2 separate regions of the Mus musculus genome follow, and region 1 is linked to region 2. A link is a loop called in an ENCODE intact Hi-C map of the cell type or tissue named here. Cell type or tissue: heart. All regions are shown on one strand. Each heading gives the region's core, and the rest is flanking DNA. Links, peaks and the distances in the headings are about the cores only. Region 1 has its middle 6.4 kb from the start of E330021D16Rik. Region 2 overlaps Atf7ip (activating transcription factor 7 interacting protein).

Region 1 (8,335 bases), core at 266-8,265, 190 kb after region 2:
CAGAACTTTACTGCAGCTGAAGTCTGGGAGTCATAAAGGAGCAGGTTGGGCCAGAGTGGGCAGCAGCAGCAGCTGGAGTGAGCTTAGTGGGAGGGAGGCAGGGGAGGTAGGAACGGAGGTGTAGGTGGTGGTGTTTCATTTAATCTTGAAGCCATTAGCCAGTGGTTCTCAACCTCTGTCGTGACACCTTTGGGGGCTGAATGACTCTCACAGGGGTCACATAACAGATATACAGAATATTAGATACTTACATCATGATTCATAACAGTAGCAAAGTTTACAGTTATAAAGGTAGCAACAAAAATAATTTGGTGGCTGGCTTAGCACAGCGTGCTGAACTGTATTACTGGGCCACCATTGGGGCAACCTTCCTCAAATTGTATGAAGGTGTGCCCTTGTATTTTCAATGCTTAATTGTCTACTGGAAGAGAGCTGAGTGCCCACAGGATTTTGGTATTGTCACTTCTTCCCATCTCCAGGTTTTCTATTGTGTCTTCTTCACCTGTCTAAAGGCAACCTTAGAGATGTATCAGGCATTGTCTCACCTGTGATTGGTTACAATAAAGATCTGACAGCAAATAGCTGGAACAGAAAGTACAAAGGTGGAATTTCCAGACAGAGAGTGTCGCCGGGAGAGGCGAGCTGAAGCAAGAGATTCGGAGGCCGACCCAGAAGGGAGCAGGGAAGTATAGAGCAAGCCATGAGGCAGGTCCCAGGCTAGAAGAGTGAGGTTAAGTTTAAATGGTAGCTGGGAGACTGCCCCAGCAAAGGGCCTAAGCTCTAAACTGTATAAAAGTCTGTGTGTGGTAATTCACACCGCTGGTGGTCGGAGAAGGTTGCAGCATTAGGAAGGTTGAGAAGTCTGCTACCACACTTTCAATCTTGAAATGCATTTTCCCCTGAACACATTCGCTGTGATTAAGACAAGAACCCAAAGGAAACAAACCCAAGAGAATTGTTACAACGTTTCTTTCTCAACCCCGCCCATCCCCAACCCATTTTCATCCTGTCGCCATTTGTTTTTCATTCTGCAATGCAAATATGATCATGATCAGCTCTCTCACATCTGGAAGAACATCTCAACTCTTCTTGCTCAGTGAGGCATCTTTAAATTTGTTCCGTCTTTGTGACTCTACACTCTCCCCGTCTTCCCTCCTATTCCTGTCACCCTAAGGATGCAGTTTCTGTTAGAGCAGTTTCTCACAGAGACCCTACACATGTCAGAGGATTTATTTGTAGAGGGAGGCTTTCTGTGTGTCCAGGGCGTTTCCTGTCTAGCTGGCTTCAACCACTAGCTACCGCCATTAACACTGCTGCAGTTGTGACAAGCAAATCTTTTTCTAGACACCCCAAAATCTTTTCAGAGTAAAAATTGCCCCTGATTTACTATGGGGGCGGCGGGGGGGCTGGGGGGTACAGTGTGTTATTCCCCAGTTTTTTCTTTTCTCTCCCCCTTCCCTACTCTCCTCCCCATATGCATGCTCATGGGTATACTACAACCTGCACTTCTGCCTCTGTGTGTGTGTGTGTGTGTGTGTGTGTGTGTGTGTGTGTGTGTGTGTGTGTGTGTGTAGGTCCGGCCACTTTGGATGTAGTCCTTGCCTTTCACCTTGTTCTAGGCAGGATCCACTGTTTTGTATGCCAAGCTGGCTGACCCTGGGACCTATGGCTTTACCTGAGCTCAGATCCTGCATTTATCTGCTGAGCTGTCTCTATAGCCCATCTGTCTCCATCACCCATCACCACAGGGTGATGTTTCCACTGTGATCAGCCCCACAAACATGGTCTCCGCTCAGCCCTCTGTGACTCTGTGGAGGTGGCAAGCTGCCTGCAGGAACACAGCATGGTGCCTTATTCAACCATATTCTCATGTATTACTTGTCTCCAAGTTAGACTGAGAAATCAGGCCTTCACACTGTCGTGGTTTGGTGTTCCCATTTTACGTGCTATCCTGTGTCCTTAGCTAAAGCTGGCCTCCAGTACTGACAATATCTCTATGTACATTTTAAAAACTTCACAATTTTGAATATTATTAAAACAATTTAAAAATGACATTTAAGAGCTGGAGAGATAGCTCAGTGGGTAAGAGCACTGACTGCTGTTCTGAAAATCCTGAGTTCAATTCCCAGCAACCACATGGTGGCTCACAACCACCCTTAATAAGATCTCACGCCCTCTTCTGGTGTGTCTGAAGACAGCTACAGTGGACTTATGAATAACAATAAATAAAATTTGGGGCTGGTGCAAGAGGGACTGAGGGAGCAGGGTTGATCTGAGTGAGCAGAGGTCCTAAAAATTCAATTCCCAACAACCACATGAAGACTCACAAACATCTGCACAGCTACAGTGTACTCACCTACATAAAAATAAATGTCTTATTAAAAAAGGACATTTAAGGGTTAACAAGATGGCTCAGCAAGTCAAGGTGCTTGACTCTGCCAACCTGAGCTGTATTCCAGGATCCCACGTGGGTGGAAGGAGAGAACCGATTCCTGCAGGTTGTCCTCTCACCTCCACAATGCACACACACACACACACACACACACACACACACACACACAGGCACACACGGTAAACAAAGTACAAATGACATTTAGAAGCCAATCGATATTTTCTTTTTCAATAGCTGATGTGATATCTGTGATGCCCAGATTCCCTCATTGTCTGGAGCTTGCCAGGTGAGCTAGGCTGGCCAGCTGCTGGGCCCCCAGATCTGCCCATCCCCACCTCACTATTGCTGGCCGCACAAGCAAGCACTGCCACTCTCAGATCTTCGTTGTGGCTTCCGAGTCTAATTCAGGTCCTCATGCTTGCGGGGCAAGCTCTCTTCTGACTGAGTTATCCCCTGAGTTCCCAAAACATGATGCTTTATATGTGGCTTGTGAACAGTTGTTTCTAGTTATTCCACCTGGTATGGTCTTATTAGCCCATCATCATGTGCCCTGGCTGCTTCAAACTCACCATGTAACTGAGGCTGGATTTGAGCTCCTGCCATTCCTGCCTCCACCTCCCAATTGCTGAGACCTCAAGTGTTCGCCAGCATATTTTGCTTCAATGTTAGAATGCAGTTTATAAATTATTTGTACATATCTACAATGGGAGATATTTTGTAGCTTTAATACATATAGGCATTTGACACTACTATATTTGTAGATTATGTATTTGCATTTGATGATATCATCAGGCAACATGGGGCATTTATACTCTTTAAAATGCACAGAACTATATATAGCTACTAAACAGTAAGCTCTGCACGTCATTTACTTAGGACCATCCGTGACTTAAAAGTTGTTATTCTGGTGGCTGGAAAGACAGCTCCGTGGCTAAGGGGACTTGTTCCTGTTCCAGAGGACCCAGATTCAGTTCCCAGCACCCAAGCCCAGCAGCTCAACAGCCTTCTGAGCTCCAGCTCCCGAGGCTCCGAGGTCTTCAGTCTCTGCAGGTGGCTGTGCTCACGCACACTTACCCGCACACAGACACAGATGCATATACGGAATTAAAAGATAATAAAACAAACGGAATCTCTCAAAGTTATTCTGTCTAGGAAGCTTATTGTCTATCAGTGATAACTGTGAAAAATGTTTTTGTACCTTGGATTTCTAAGTGGCAGATGGCTTGCCAATGCTGCCACCTTCTGGATGGCATTGTGCACTGCACCACGCAAGGAAGAATCAAGTAAGTTCTTTATGTCTGAGGTGAGAAATTTCACTCTTTTCATTTTGGAAAGGCATGGGCACTCTTTTTCCTATTTCCCTCATTAAATTCATAGCTATTTGTCACCGTTCCAGCCACCCGCTAGAGTAAGGATGCTGTGCTAACATCGTAGTGTAAACTAGCTGGACTGTCATCATATCCCCCTTCTGGACTTGTGTTCCCTGTTCTCTGTCCTGCTAAATTTATGCCTTGGGAGCGTAGGCTAGCCTATGGGAGGCACATCTATAAGCTTCCGTGTCCTTAACTTCCAGGCAGATGAGGGCGGTGGGAAGCATCAAAACAAGATCAAAAGGAGAGGAGGGATCTGACCTGGCGCATCTCCTCCGTCAGTGCCATTCCTAGGAGGACGCTGGCTCTGTCCATCAAATGAAGGTCACATCTTCCATCAAAAGCCTTTTACTAAATCAGCTTGCTCTCTAGAAAAGCGATAAACTTCCTACTTCTGTCATTAAGAGCCTGAGCCATATGTGATAACAGTCCCACTGGAATGAGAAATGCCCGATACGCTCATGAATCAGAAGGCCCGCTCCCTAGCTGCTGGTGCGGTCGGGAAGGTTCTGGAACCTTGATGATGTGGACCTTGCTGGAGGAGGAGGAGGCATGCCGCTGGGGGTGGGGGATGGGTGGGCTTTGAGGGTTTATAGCCTCTCCACTTCCTGCTCTGCCTCCCTGTTTCCTGTGTGTGGATGAAATGTCAATCTCTATTTCCAGCAACTTCTGTACGGACTTTATTCCCTGGAACCGGAAGCTAAAATAACTCTTTCTTCCTTAAGCTGCTTTTGGCCATGTGATTTTTTTTTTTTTTTTTTAATCACAACAACAGAAAAGTAACTGATGATGAAGACGGTTAGAGGGTGGCCCCCTACGGTCACCTTTTATAATGACCTGTGTAATTAAGTATCCATTAGGCCCCCTGAGAAAAGGGGCCCAAAGAAGTAATGGAAGGGAGGAAGGACTTATTTTGGCTTGCAGGTCTAGGGGATGAAGCCCATACTGTGAAGAAGGCACGGATGCTGGAGGGCTCTGCCCATGGCCATGGGAACCTGAAGCAGCTTGTTTACATCTTGGTCAAACAAGAAGCAGACTCCTAAGGCCTGAATGGGGGTAGGTATAGCTGAAGGACTGCCCCTGGGGGCCTCCCATTTAAAAGATTTTCCAACTCCTCAAAGCAGTACCCCTAAGCAGCTGGGGACCAATAGTTATTCAAACACAGGTCTGTAGAGGGCGCTGTACATAGAAATCAGCACTGTCACAGACCACAGCAATGGGGAAGATGATAACTGTTCCCTCATAGTGCTAGAGTTGTATAGAGAGTGTTCCTTAAATGCCCAGGTGTTGAAGGATTGGGCTCCAGCGTGGTGCTTTTGGGAGGAGGTAGAACCTTTAAGAGAAGGGACCTCGTGGGCTCAAGTCCCAAGAGCTAGTCTTGAGGAGCATGGTGTGGCTTTATGCTAACCCCACACAAGCTAGAGTCATCAGAGAGAAGGAGACCCTGACTGAGAAAATGCCTTCATGAGATCTGGCTATAAGCAAGCTTGTGGAGAATTTTCTTAATTAGTGATTAATGGCAGAGGCCCCAGGCTATTATGGGTACTGTGAGAAAGCAGGCTGGACAAGCCAGTAAGCAGCACCCCTCCATGACCTCTGTATCAGCTCCTGCCTCCAGGTTCCTGCTCTGTTTGAGTTCTTGCCCTCATTCACTGTTTTTGATTTAAAAAAAAATTATCTATTCATTTACCTTATGTATACGAGTACACTGTAGCTGTTTTCAGACACACCATAAGAGGACATCAGATCCTATTACAAATGGTTGTGAGCCACCATGTGGTTGCATGAGGTTGATCTCTGAACCTCTGGAAGAGCAATCATTATTGTTAACCACTGAACTGTCTCTCCAGCCCCTGAATCTTCTTTTTAAATCATTATTTTATGTATGAATGTTTTGCCCATGCCTGAGGAGACTAGAGGAGGATGCTGGATTCCCTTTAAATGAAGATACAGATGGTAGTCAACTCCATGTGGATGCTAGGAATGGACATAGGTCCTCCAGGAGAGCAGCCAATGCTGGTCACTGCTGAGCCATCTCTCCAGCCCCACCTCTTCCTTTAATTTTTTTTTTTTTATGACTGTATGACTGGAGAGGATTTTATGGTACCTGCACATCTCATTGTCTTTATTGTTACTGTTATTGTTCTGTCGTTAACAATGATTCAATGAGGGCTGGTGAGATGGCTCAGCGGGTAAGAACACTCACTGACTGCTCTTCTGAAGGTCCTGAGTTCAAATCCCAGCAACCACATGGTGGCTCACCACCATGCTTAATGAGGTCTGATGCCCTCTTCTGGTGCATCTGAAGACAGCTACAGTGTAGTTATGTACAATAATAAATAAATCTTTGGGCCGGTGCAAGCAGGGACTGAGAGAGCAGGGCTGACCAGAGCAAGTTCAGTACCCAGCAACCACGTGAAGGCTCACAACCATCTGTACAGATACAGTGTACTCATATGCATAAAATAAATAAATAAAATCTTTAAAAAAAAGCCCCACATATGATTCAGTGAACACAGGGTGTGCTCTGGCAAACTGATTTAATTACTTTTGGAGATAGTAGTGGGGTTGCTGGTCTTATGGTCATTCTATTTTTATTCCCTGAGAGTCCCCGGATTGCTTTCACTGATGGGTCTCAGCATTCTCTTCCACAGCGTTTGAGAACTCCTTTGACTCTGCACCCTCGCCAGCACTTGCAGTAATCATTTCGACAATGGTTGTCCTGACTGGGGTTCTGACAGGGACACGGGCTGCATCTGCAGGAAATGCTGACCTTGCCCCGGGCAGATGTCTAATGGGTAACTAAAAGCAAGGTAGAACCTTGCCCCTCTGCCTTCATTTTGTATTTGCTTCTTCTGCTTTAAACTGGGACAAATTCCTGCTCCACTCTCCATGTTAATCATTTAGATAGTGTTTGTCCTCTGCTTCAAGGTTCAACACACCCAGATAAGTACCTAAGGGGGTTTAAAGATTTTTCTGGAACATTCTGAATGCCCTGCTGTAGAATTCCTAGAGGGACATTCCTAGAAGTCTACACTCGTGGCTCAGCACTTTCCAGGAACTGGAGTTTTGCAGGCAGCTCATCCCATGAGGATAATGCACACTTAAGATGGAGCCGTCTTCTAGTGGGAACTGAGTCGTGTCTCCCTCTCAGGATGACAAGGCAGAGGGAAAGACAACATGCAAGGCGAATGGAGATTGCACCCATAGTGCCAGCAACTTCCTTAGCACCAAAAGGAGGTTGCCAGGATGCGAGTGGTGGCTACTGCTCTCGCTGGCAAGGCACTGGAGTGTGCAAGTTTCCTGAGCCCTCGCCTTCGTTCTCTTTGCTCTGAACAAACCCCAGGTCACTCCTGCTGCCCAGGCTACAACCCTTGGACCTGTTTTCCTCCCATGGCGACGCTGACTTTCTTGCCTGTTTTTGAGGTATGTCCTCACGTAGCCTCTCTTGGCCTCAAACTCCCCTCTTCCCATCTGGCTTCTCCCCCCCTCCTCTCTCTCTCTCTCCTCTCTCTTCTCTCTCTCTTTTTCCTCTCTCTCTTCTCTCTTCTCTTTTCTCTCTCTCTCTCTCTCTCTCTCTCTCTCTCTCTCTCTCTCTCTCTCTCTCTCTCCCTCTCTCTCTCTCTCTCTCTCCTCTCTCTCTTCTCTCTCTATCTCTCTCCTCTCTCTCTCTTTCCCCTCAAGGCCTGCTTCAGTCTGGACTCTTGCAAATGCCTCTGGCTGTTCTCCCTCTTATCTACATGAAACCCCTCCTCCTAGGCGTTCCTTGGAGCGGGCACGTCCTCTTTTTCTTTCACCAAGGCACTGTATGCTGGAGATGCATGGCAGAGGAAGCTTCTTGTGAGCCAGGAAGGGTAAGAGAAAGAGAAGTGACTGGTCCCACAATCCTCTTCTAGAGCATGCCCTCTGTGACCTAATAAGCTTTCTCTTAAAGGCTCCCCATCTTCCAGTACCACCCCCCAGGAGCCAAGCCTTTAAAATACATGCATTTGACGCTCTGTGCCACGGAATTCCACCCCGGCCTCCCCCTCGTGATAAAATAAGTGTTCATTTCAACTCCTCGAGTCTCCAATCTCAGTGGCAGGGGAACCCTAGTGATAGGAGAAAAGGCCCACCGGACATTTAGATCTTTGTCTCCAGTCAGAAGTATGAGAAGAAACTGTTAAACCCCCATCTTTTTTTTTTTATCTATTTCTGGCCCCTCTTCTTATCTATCTGCTTGTCAGGAATCTAACTCCTGCTCCCTCTGGGGTGTGGCTGGGGATGTAGCTCAGTTGGCACGGTGCTTTCATAGCAGGCACAGTCCTGGGGTTCCATTCTCAGTGCTGTATGAATAGAGCAGGCAGGACATGCCCATAAGCCCAGCATTGTTGGGGGCGGGGTTGAGAAGTTCTGGGCGGAGCCTCAGGGAGCTCACAGGAGTGTTAGCCTCCTTCAGGGTTTCTTTAGGACCTGACAGGTTGAGGCCCCACATAACAGGGCATTCAATTCTGTTTTCTTTTTTCTTTCCCCCACCCCCCTCGGCCCCCGCTATCTCTTATTCTGTTGTCAATTGGCAATAATCACACCTCGA
Region 2 (8,335 bases), core at 76-8,075:
TGGTCTTCTCAAATGTTTTCCTCTCTTTTTCCAGGTGGCAGACATCTTTCTTGCATCTCAGTATAAAGCCTATGCCATTAGTGGTCCCACGGTACAAGATGGACTCCCGCCTTTTAACTGGAATCGGTTCAATGACACGCTCCATCGGGGGATGCCAGAAGTCTTTGACTTTAATTTTGTTACCATGAAACCAATTTTGTCATAGGACAAAAAGTGAGACATAGAGATGACAGAAAGCTGCGAATAGGACACCAAAGGCACTCTTAGCTGTATTTTCCCATCTGTACTCTTAATAAAAAATATTAAATTCCCATCTGTGGTCCTGCGTTTAGCCTTGCTGGGAATGCCGCTTGGTCGGGCGAAATGCCAAGTGCCGATTCACCACTCGAGGTGGAAGAACGCAGCCTTGGATGGGGCCTCAGCCCAAGTGAGACACGACATAGGCTGGGGCTGCAGCTCCCTGACTCCTGAGGAGCCCTGGGCCAGGGGCTCCTAAACTGGACATCCAGATGCCATTAGCAGTCACGGGGAGTTGGGGGCCCATGGGCGCTGGGGAATGAATGGGGGAACTCTAGCCTAGCAGCAGTGAGTCAGGGAGCTGAAGGGGCCTTCTGCCAGAGACTTGGACAGCGAGGCTCTGTAGATGAAGCCTGTCTCCTTGCTGCCCATGGGAGTTCTTGATGAGTCAGTCCTTGGTTTCAAATTGTTTATTGACTGTTCATCATGGAAAACACCACTTCCTCAGGATGGACCAGAGATTAGGTACCTTTTGCAGGAAGGAATGTCTGAGAAGGGAAGCTAATTGGCTAAACGCCCAGGGCCCATCCAGCTATTTCATTAGCATGGAGAACTCTGTTCTGATCTACAAGACCACTGTGGGGAGCGTGGTCATGTGTTCCAGGCCAGGAATATGGCAGGGAGCAGGGAGATGCCTACAATCCGCAGATGGGTACCTGGGTCTCAGAACCCACGCAACCTTACCAAGTTTCCTGGCATGGTCCATCGCCCTACACACATCCATTTTCCATAGAGTTGTTTAACAGCAAACATTTCCTGAAGGGTAGAAAGCTACAGAATAAACATGTATGAAACAAATACACAGAAGGATACAGAAACCCTGTCTCAGTTCACTGTTCTCCTTTTAGGCCTGCAAACATCAATCACAGTTCAAGCTAGAACCAAGTTCAAGTGGAGCTGGAGGCAGGACGAAGGCCTGTTAGAGACACCTGCATTTCCCGCGGTCTTTCTCCTTCCCCTGCTGCTAACAGGGGAAGGATCCTTCCTGGTTGTTAATGGGCAGCAGGTTAGACATGCTGTTCTCTCTCACTAGTTGAAAACACCGTATCTAACCAAGTAGCAGTTCTGTGTAACTCCTACTTTCCCAAAGCCAGGGCACAACATCTGGGTGGAGTACCAGGGAGGGAACTGCTGAACAAGGCACTGAACAGGGAGCAAGGGGTTTTTGTGATGGAAGTGGGAGTTTTTAAAGAAACACAAGGACTGAGAACTCTTGGAATGAGTCAGGGTACTCAGAATGTTAAAAACTCAGTCATTTATTTCAAAGTATAAAGTTCAGGCTTGCTGGACAAACCCCACTACAGTCGACACTTACACACGGACACCATTCTACTGTACATTTAGGAAAGAAAGAAAATGAAAACCTTCAAAACCTAATAAAAATAGGGCAACCAACCTGCTACTGCCCAGTTAGCATTAGACCTTAAGGAGGGTCTTACAGCATCTTATTTACATTTTCAACTGCAACAAACAGAAATTCGGATGCGAGTTTCCTACAGGGACTGATTTTCACATTTACATTTGAAATGGTTGATAAAATCCTCAAGCTAGGATCCCCCAGAAGGTGTTTGATTGCTTTGTTCCCTTATTTACAAAAAGAAGAAGGGAGAGAAAATACATTTAAATATTTAAATGATAGGTAGGTATTCAGAGTAAGGCTAACATAGAAAACACAAAACAAAAGCTCAAACATGACAGTCATTGGCAGATGGGAGCAGTGACTTCACCTCCTCCCTCTCTGCTGACTCAAGGCGATGAGTTTTACAAATTAGTCTCCTGCTCCAACAAACCCCTCATAATTGCTCTAATCTTTATGTGTCCCTTAAATATTTTTTTAAAGCCATTTGCCCTGAAAATGATTAAGGAAGACAGACTCACACATGATTACACAGTTATTGCCTATAGCACAAGGACATGTGTAGTTCCATGAGAGCCAACCAGGCCACCCAATCACTGGGAAGTGGGAAAATTTGACCATATTGAGGATACGGAAATGGCCTACGGAGTCAGGAGAACACTTGAAAGGCTTTCTTTGTGGTACCTACGGGGTGAAATCACAGCCTGTCAAGAGAGGATGCCACACAGAGCATTCTAAATCAGACAGTACTGGGAGACACCAGGGAAGAAATGGGCATCCCTGCCATGTCACACTAAGTGGCAACTGGGAGGATATTTAAAGCGATTGGAGCAAGCCCCCAGAACACCTGTCCAACACTGGAAGAGAGCTCTGAAGAGATGCCTCACGCTTGCAAAAGTATCCTTTATCTGGCATAGGTGGGGGGGGGGGGAACACTGCTCTGTGAGGCAAATGCTATCCCAACAGGTATTTCCAAGGAAGAAAGCTCTGTTCCTTTCATAAAGTCATACTGCATCACACAGTACAGAAAGCACTCTGCAGATGTAGAAGGATGGACTGGAGCCTGGAGCCAGGGACAGAGCCACCGTGTAAAGTGAACTGCTACAACAAGCTGCTTCTGTATGCCATTCGCCAGAACATAAAGAGGCTTACTCACACTTAAAACAGGGTGAAAAGTACTCAGACAAAGTGCAAATGAGGGAGTGACAGACAGCTGTCACTGCTAGTTACTCGAGAAGCATCTGTCGCTTCATCTACAGATTCCAGAAGTTTCCAGGACTCCCACTAAGACAACACTTACCAGTATTGTCAGGCTAAAAAATGTAGCAAACTTGAATCCCCCAAAATGGGACAATGGAGCTTCTTTATAACACTTTGAGAAGAGATCCCAGGGTGGAAACTGTCCCCCACTCTCCCCACAGACAGCCAAAGAAAAAGCCAAGGCCCCTCAGCACCCACATTCTGCCTCGTGTAAGCGGCGCACACTCCGGGAAGCCAGCACCACTGCTGCCCGAGGCACGCGTCCTGCTCGGTGAGCTGAGGAGCCGATCCACAAGTGCATTTCCTCTTCCCAACTCGTTTCTGTCTATACCTTCTTTCCAATCTGGAATAAACAGGTTTCCGTAATTACTTTCTACAGTAAATCTACATCTAGAGCCACTATTTGGGATTTTTTTTTTTTCCTTTGACAAAAAAACACCCAAGTAAAAGCCAAAACAATAAAATAATATGAATTCCATTGGGCTTTCTTCACATGATTATATTAACACTAGGAAAACTTTTTAAAAAAGAACTAGTAAATATAAAATAATTACTGACTATAAACAAACATATTCATCTAGAGAGACTTTCAGTAGCGAGTGAGCAGACCCACTGGTGAAGACCATTTTGAATATGCACTTTCTATTAGAGACAGGAATGATGCTGAAAAGAAGACCAACACTGTACCCACATGACAGAAACACTCCTGGTACAGAGGTGCTCATGTACAGTTAGAAATCATTTCTTCCTTTCCAAACCCTTTGCAGTGACCTGGGCAACCGTTTCCCATGCCCGTGAGGTCCTAGCTGCATGACTGCTCCCCAAGCTCAACTTGTGGGAAGTGGGTCTCGCGTGCTCTCCTCTTTCTCAGAGTGACAGGAGCAATTACACCTGCCAGCTGCAGGCTTCCTTCATTAACCAAAGTTCACGCCGAAGATGACAGAACACCACCCCGTGAAGTCAGCAAAGACAATTTCTTTATAACTCAACGATTCCTTCTGTAAGCCAAGCCATCATAGAGGCAAATGCACACAGGGAACGGAGCTCCTGCTTTTAATACCAGGACAAGTGAACAAAACGGCTGGTGCAGCTTGCAAAGGTAGACTTTGCAAGGACGTAAAATACCGTAAGGGAAGACAGCTCACCAGTGCCTTCAGACTCCAGAGGCCTCACTCATCCCTAAACACTTGGCCCTCTCCTCAGGTCTCGAAAACACCTGCCTGATTCGATTCCCTGCAGCTGCCATGCCTTGGAAATGCAAGGCTGAGCCTGAGTCTGCTAACATTTTGAAGGAATAAGAACTAGTAAAGCAAGCAGATCTACCTGCAGTGTGGAATGACCCAGAGGATAGCGTTTAGGCTCTACCCAGAGCTGATGAAATCAGAGTCCACTTGGCACCACCGAAACCGTTCAGACTAAAGCAGGAACGACCTCCTGAGAATCTGAGGAGACTGTGCTTCGCCCCGGTCTTTCATGGAGTCTGACGTGCACTGCCTTTGAAAGGACTCTATCCCATGAGTGCTGAGATGAACCAGGACTCCCTTCCGATTCTTTAGCAATGTAACATGGCTATTAAACAGGCTTAAAGAAAATTGTTCTTAAACAATATGGCCTATTTTATGCAGAGTTAAAAGATGGGCAAAAATAAAAATATGTTCTTAAAACATAACAGTAAGTCACAACTTACTGAGAGATGTCACGGAGGAAGAGAACACATGTTCACAGTTTGCTTCTAAAATGCTTAAAGGGTGTGGGGTTTTTGGTGGCAATGAAGACCCAATAGAAGCTGAAAGAGGAATTTACCACAATGGACGTGGTCTGTGGATTCTGTTAAGGCACAAACACAAAAGGAGAAGCCAGATTAGGAACTCGGGGTGAGGCCACTGTTCACCTCGTCAGCAACTCAGAAGAAATCAAAGAATACACAGAGGGAATATCTCCTCTGCTCCAATTCATCTACTTTAAGCTAAATACTTTTCTTTCCCTTCCTTCCTTCCTTCCTTCCTTCCTTCCTTCCTTCCTTCCTTCCTTCCTTCCTTCCTTCCTTCCTTCCTTCCTTCCTTCCTTCTTTCCTTCCTTCCTTCCTTCCTTCCTTCCTTCCTTCCTTCGGGTTTTATTTAGATTCTTTGACCTTCTAGCCTCCTCTGGAGGCAGAATCACACCTGCTCTGCACCTCAGATTCGCTCAGCAATATACTTCCTTCTGGAAGAGAGGTAAATTTGAGAGGAAAACAGGAGATCGCACTGTGATACACACACAACTAGAAATTTAAAAATTCAAAACAAAAGAAGAAAACACACAAACACCCATACATATTCCCCAGTTTCAAAACTCAAAACCAAAAAGCAAGGAATAAATATACATTTCAAAACCCCGAAGTTTGAATTGTTCAGGGAAGGCTTGCTTTATGGGCTGAATTTATTTTGCTTCCGGTTATAAACAAACGTAGTGTATACAGTCACATGTCCGGGAGATCTTGCACAAGGTGGATTTTTACAGTGGATTTCATGCACAAGATTAAAAACAAGCCCAAGATGTGAAACTTTCAAAAGTAGAAGCTAAACGACTCCAAGGTCTAACTGTTCTGGGAGGAAGAGATCACGTCCGTGGACTGTGGGTCACAGAAAGGCCCAAAGCGGCCATAAATGTCCTTGGCGCGCACTGCAAAGTAGTACTTGCTGCCAGACACAAACTGCGTGAGAGTGCAAGCCATGGGCAAGGGCAGGGCCTTGACTTCCCCGATCTTCTTCCACTGTGAGGGCACGGTGGCACTGGGCTCCTCGTGGTAAGCATAGAGATGGTAGCTGTCAACAGTAGCACAGCTTCGGTCCACTTCCAGGACGCTCCACGACAGAACAATGCCATTCTGACTCTGAACTCGTGCTAACTTCAAGTGTGGTTTCTGAGGCAGAGAAGTGCTGGCAGCTTCCGGGGGCAGACGCTGGGGCTGTGGGGCTTCTGGTAAGGGCGCTGGATGCAGAGGGCGTGGGGGCTCCTAACAGAAGAAGAGATGGATTGGTTTCTAGCAATTACAGAACAATTTCAGAAGATACCTTAGTGAATACATAGCTATAAGCACTGGGGAGTGTGGGCTCGCAGACAGCACACACAGCCTTGGGTTGGCTACTCAACCTCTGAATGTCAGCTTCCAAACAGGCAGGAAAGCCTATAAAGTCCTTCAGCAACAGCCTTAAGAGTACCCTGTGAGGACAAGGATATCAGCATTCTAGAGACACAATGAACAGCCACGGAGAACTCTCGGCCCTCCTAGCTCACCTCTCTGAGAGCGGCACTTGTTCTTATACATCCTATGTATGTTCACCTATGTGCTAAAGTACTCCTAAAACCAGTTATAATCCTCTCACAGGACAGTATGACTTTGTTTAAGGCTAAATTTAGAGGGAAATACTTTATTTTCTGTTCTTTTGTAACAAAATCCATTCCAAATGCCAGTGCATCATTTAAGATAAACTAATGACAACACAGCAGTTAGATTTTAAGAAATACAAAGTCATAACTCGAGGGATTTACACCTGAGTTTGGGGCACTGTCTGTCACCTCAGAAGCCTGGGCCATCACCCTGTCGGTCAGAGTGAGCATCAGTCCTCGATCCGGTACTGTTTCCCCAAGATAAGATCGAGTTGTCTACAATGACCCTCTACTAGAGGGAAGAAGAGCTCTCTCCTTCCTTTGATAACATTACTTTAAAAAAGGAAGTGGTAGCCAGGCAATGGTGACTAAGGCCTTTCATCCCAGCACTTGGGAGGCAGAGGCAGGTGGGTCTCTATGATTTCCAGGGTCAATGTCAGCCTGGTCTAAAGAGTGAGTTCCAAGATAGCCAAGGCTACAGAGAGAAACCCTGTTGAAAGAAAAGGAGGGGTGGAGAGAGGGAGGAGGGAAGGAAAGGAAGACAGCTGGAATGCTCTAGCAGCTTAGTGACTGAGGAGGTCCAGAAGGCAAGCACTGATACTTACATTGTGCACTTGTGGGGGCCTGTGATGCACCGTGAGCTGAGGCCCTGCTGAGCCTAGAGTCAGTCCATTGTTTACAACATATGTGGTTGTCTGAGGCACTCGAACTGTAACACCTGCAAAAGAAAATTGAGGGAAACATGAAAATTCTACTATAAATTTGTGTTCGGTCATTATAAACAGTAAAAAAAAATTTAAAAAAATTTCAAGATGAGCAATTCCAACTGAAAAGTCTACATCAGATAAAGAACTCAAAAACCCAAACCTCTCACAGACACTACCGCAGTGGCACTGCAGGCTGTATGCAGCAATGGGAAGGAACCAAGAAGCAGGAAGACATGACAATGACACCCAAGGACAGCACAGACAGAGATCATCCTGAGGACGACTAGAAATAAAACCCCACACCAACGGCCCTGCCCTCCAAGGTGGACAGCAGCTAAACCGGATGGAGCCAATGGCTCCAAGGATCTGCAGACAGACGCTCCTTACCAAAGCAGTCTGTCCTTGGGGCAAAGCTCAGCAGTGAGGAGCGCATACTGCCCTTGCATAAGGCCCTGAGCTTGGTTCCCTGCACCCACATCAGCCAGCTCACAACTGCCTGCAACTCCTGCTCCATGGAGCGGAGCGGGACATCCTTTTCTGGCCTGTGCAGTCACAGACACACACACACACACAGACAGACACACACAGACACACACAGACACACAGACACACACACACACACAGACACACACATTAACAAATCTGTTTTTTTAAAGCCACCAGTCCTATGTTAGTGGGGCTCCCACTTTTTCTCTTTATACTGCTAAGCAGCTAAGGACACTCCATGCCCAGGAAGACTGCAGTGACATCACAAAGTTCAACCGAGTACAGACTTTAGAGCCGTGCCATCCACTGTCCCAATCACACTGGTCAGACATTCTGTATGCGACCCACACTAAGTGCCAGGACTGCTCTAGAACTCATTCATGACCCAATCACACAACAGCCTAGAGAAAATCCTTACAAACTTGAGAAACTTAAACCAGACTATGATCCAAAGATGCCATTTGGTTTAATTTCCCTTAGAAGAATTAATAATGGAATTATAGTTTTGTTAGACAGCTATATTTGTTATTTTATAAATAGATATTCACAGCTATACATTAGCTTTGTTTACATTACTATACATTTAGCATTCTATGTTTATATGCATGTGAGATGAGCATATGTAAGTGACTCCTACACTGATGTCAATTAAGAGAGGATGGCAGAGGGACAGACAGACAGAAGAGTAATAAAATTGTACTTTCTAACGTGGCAAAGGTCACTTGTGTTTCACTTTTATTATACTTCTTTACATTTTATATACCTTGTTTTTCTATGCTATACTCTGTGATTAAGCCATGTACTCTATGATATTAATACACACATGCTAGTTTTATACAGACTGGGCATAATTACTATC

The links. Peaks named below come from ENCODE experiments on the same cell type or tissue, not always from the same donor. Only the 100,000 strongest peaks of a DNase experiment are listed, where the experiment ranks them.
Region 1: a loop joins it to region 2, with 3 times the contacts of the local background. A loop is called at or near these places in 8 of 42 quality-filtered maps.

Annotation. Positions count from the first base shown.
Region 1 is chr6:136,417,852-136,426,186 of GRCm38, reverse strand. It overlaps a transcript of E330021D16Rik not described here. Among named protein-coding and RNA genes, the nearest start is that of E330021D16Rik, 6.4 kb to the right of the region's middle. In heart, for the core only: CTCF peaks have their summits at 3,641 (motif pointing left) and 4,940 (motif pointing right); no DNase peak of the experiment used is centred there; H3K27ac peaks cover 1,297 bases.
Region 2 is chr6:136,604,048-136,612,382 of GRCm38, reverse strand. It overlaps Atf7ip (activating transcription factor 7 interacting protein), which reads right to left. Exons shown (of 15, transcript NM_019426.2): 14 at 6,889-7,001; 15 at 5,004-5,909. The coding sequence ends at 5,490. Plbd1 (phospholipase B domain containing 1) reads left to right here. Exons shown (of 11, transcript NM_025806.2): 11 at 35-312. The coding sequence ends at 205. Among named protein-coding and RNA genes, the nearest start is that of Gm40409, 22 kb to the left of the region's middle. In heart, for the core only: no CTCF peak of the experiment used is centred there; no DNase peak of the experiment used is centred there.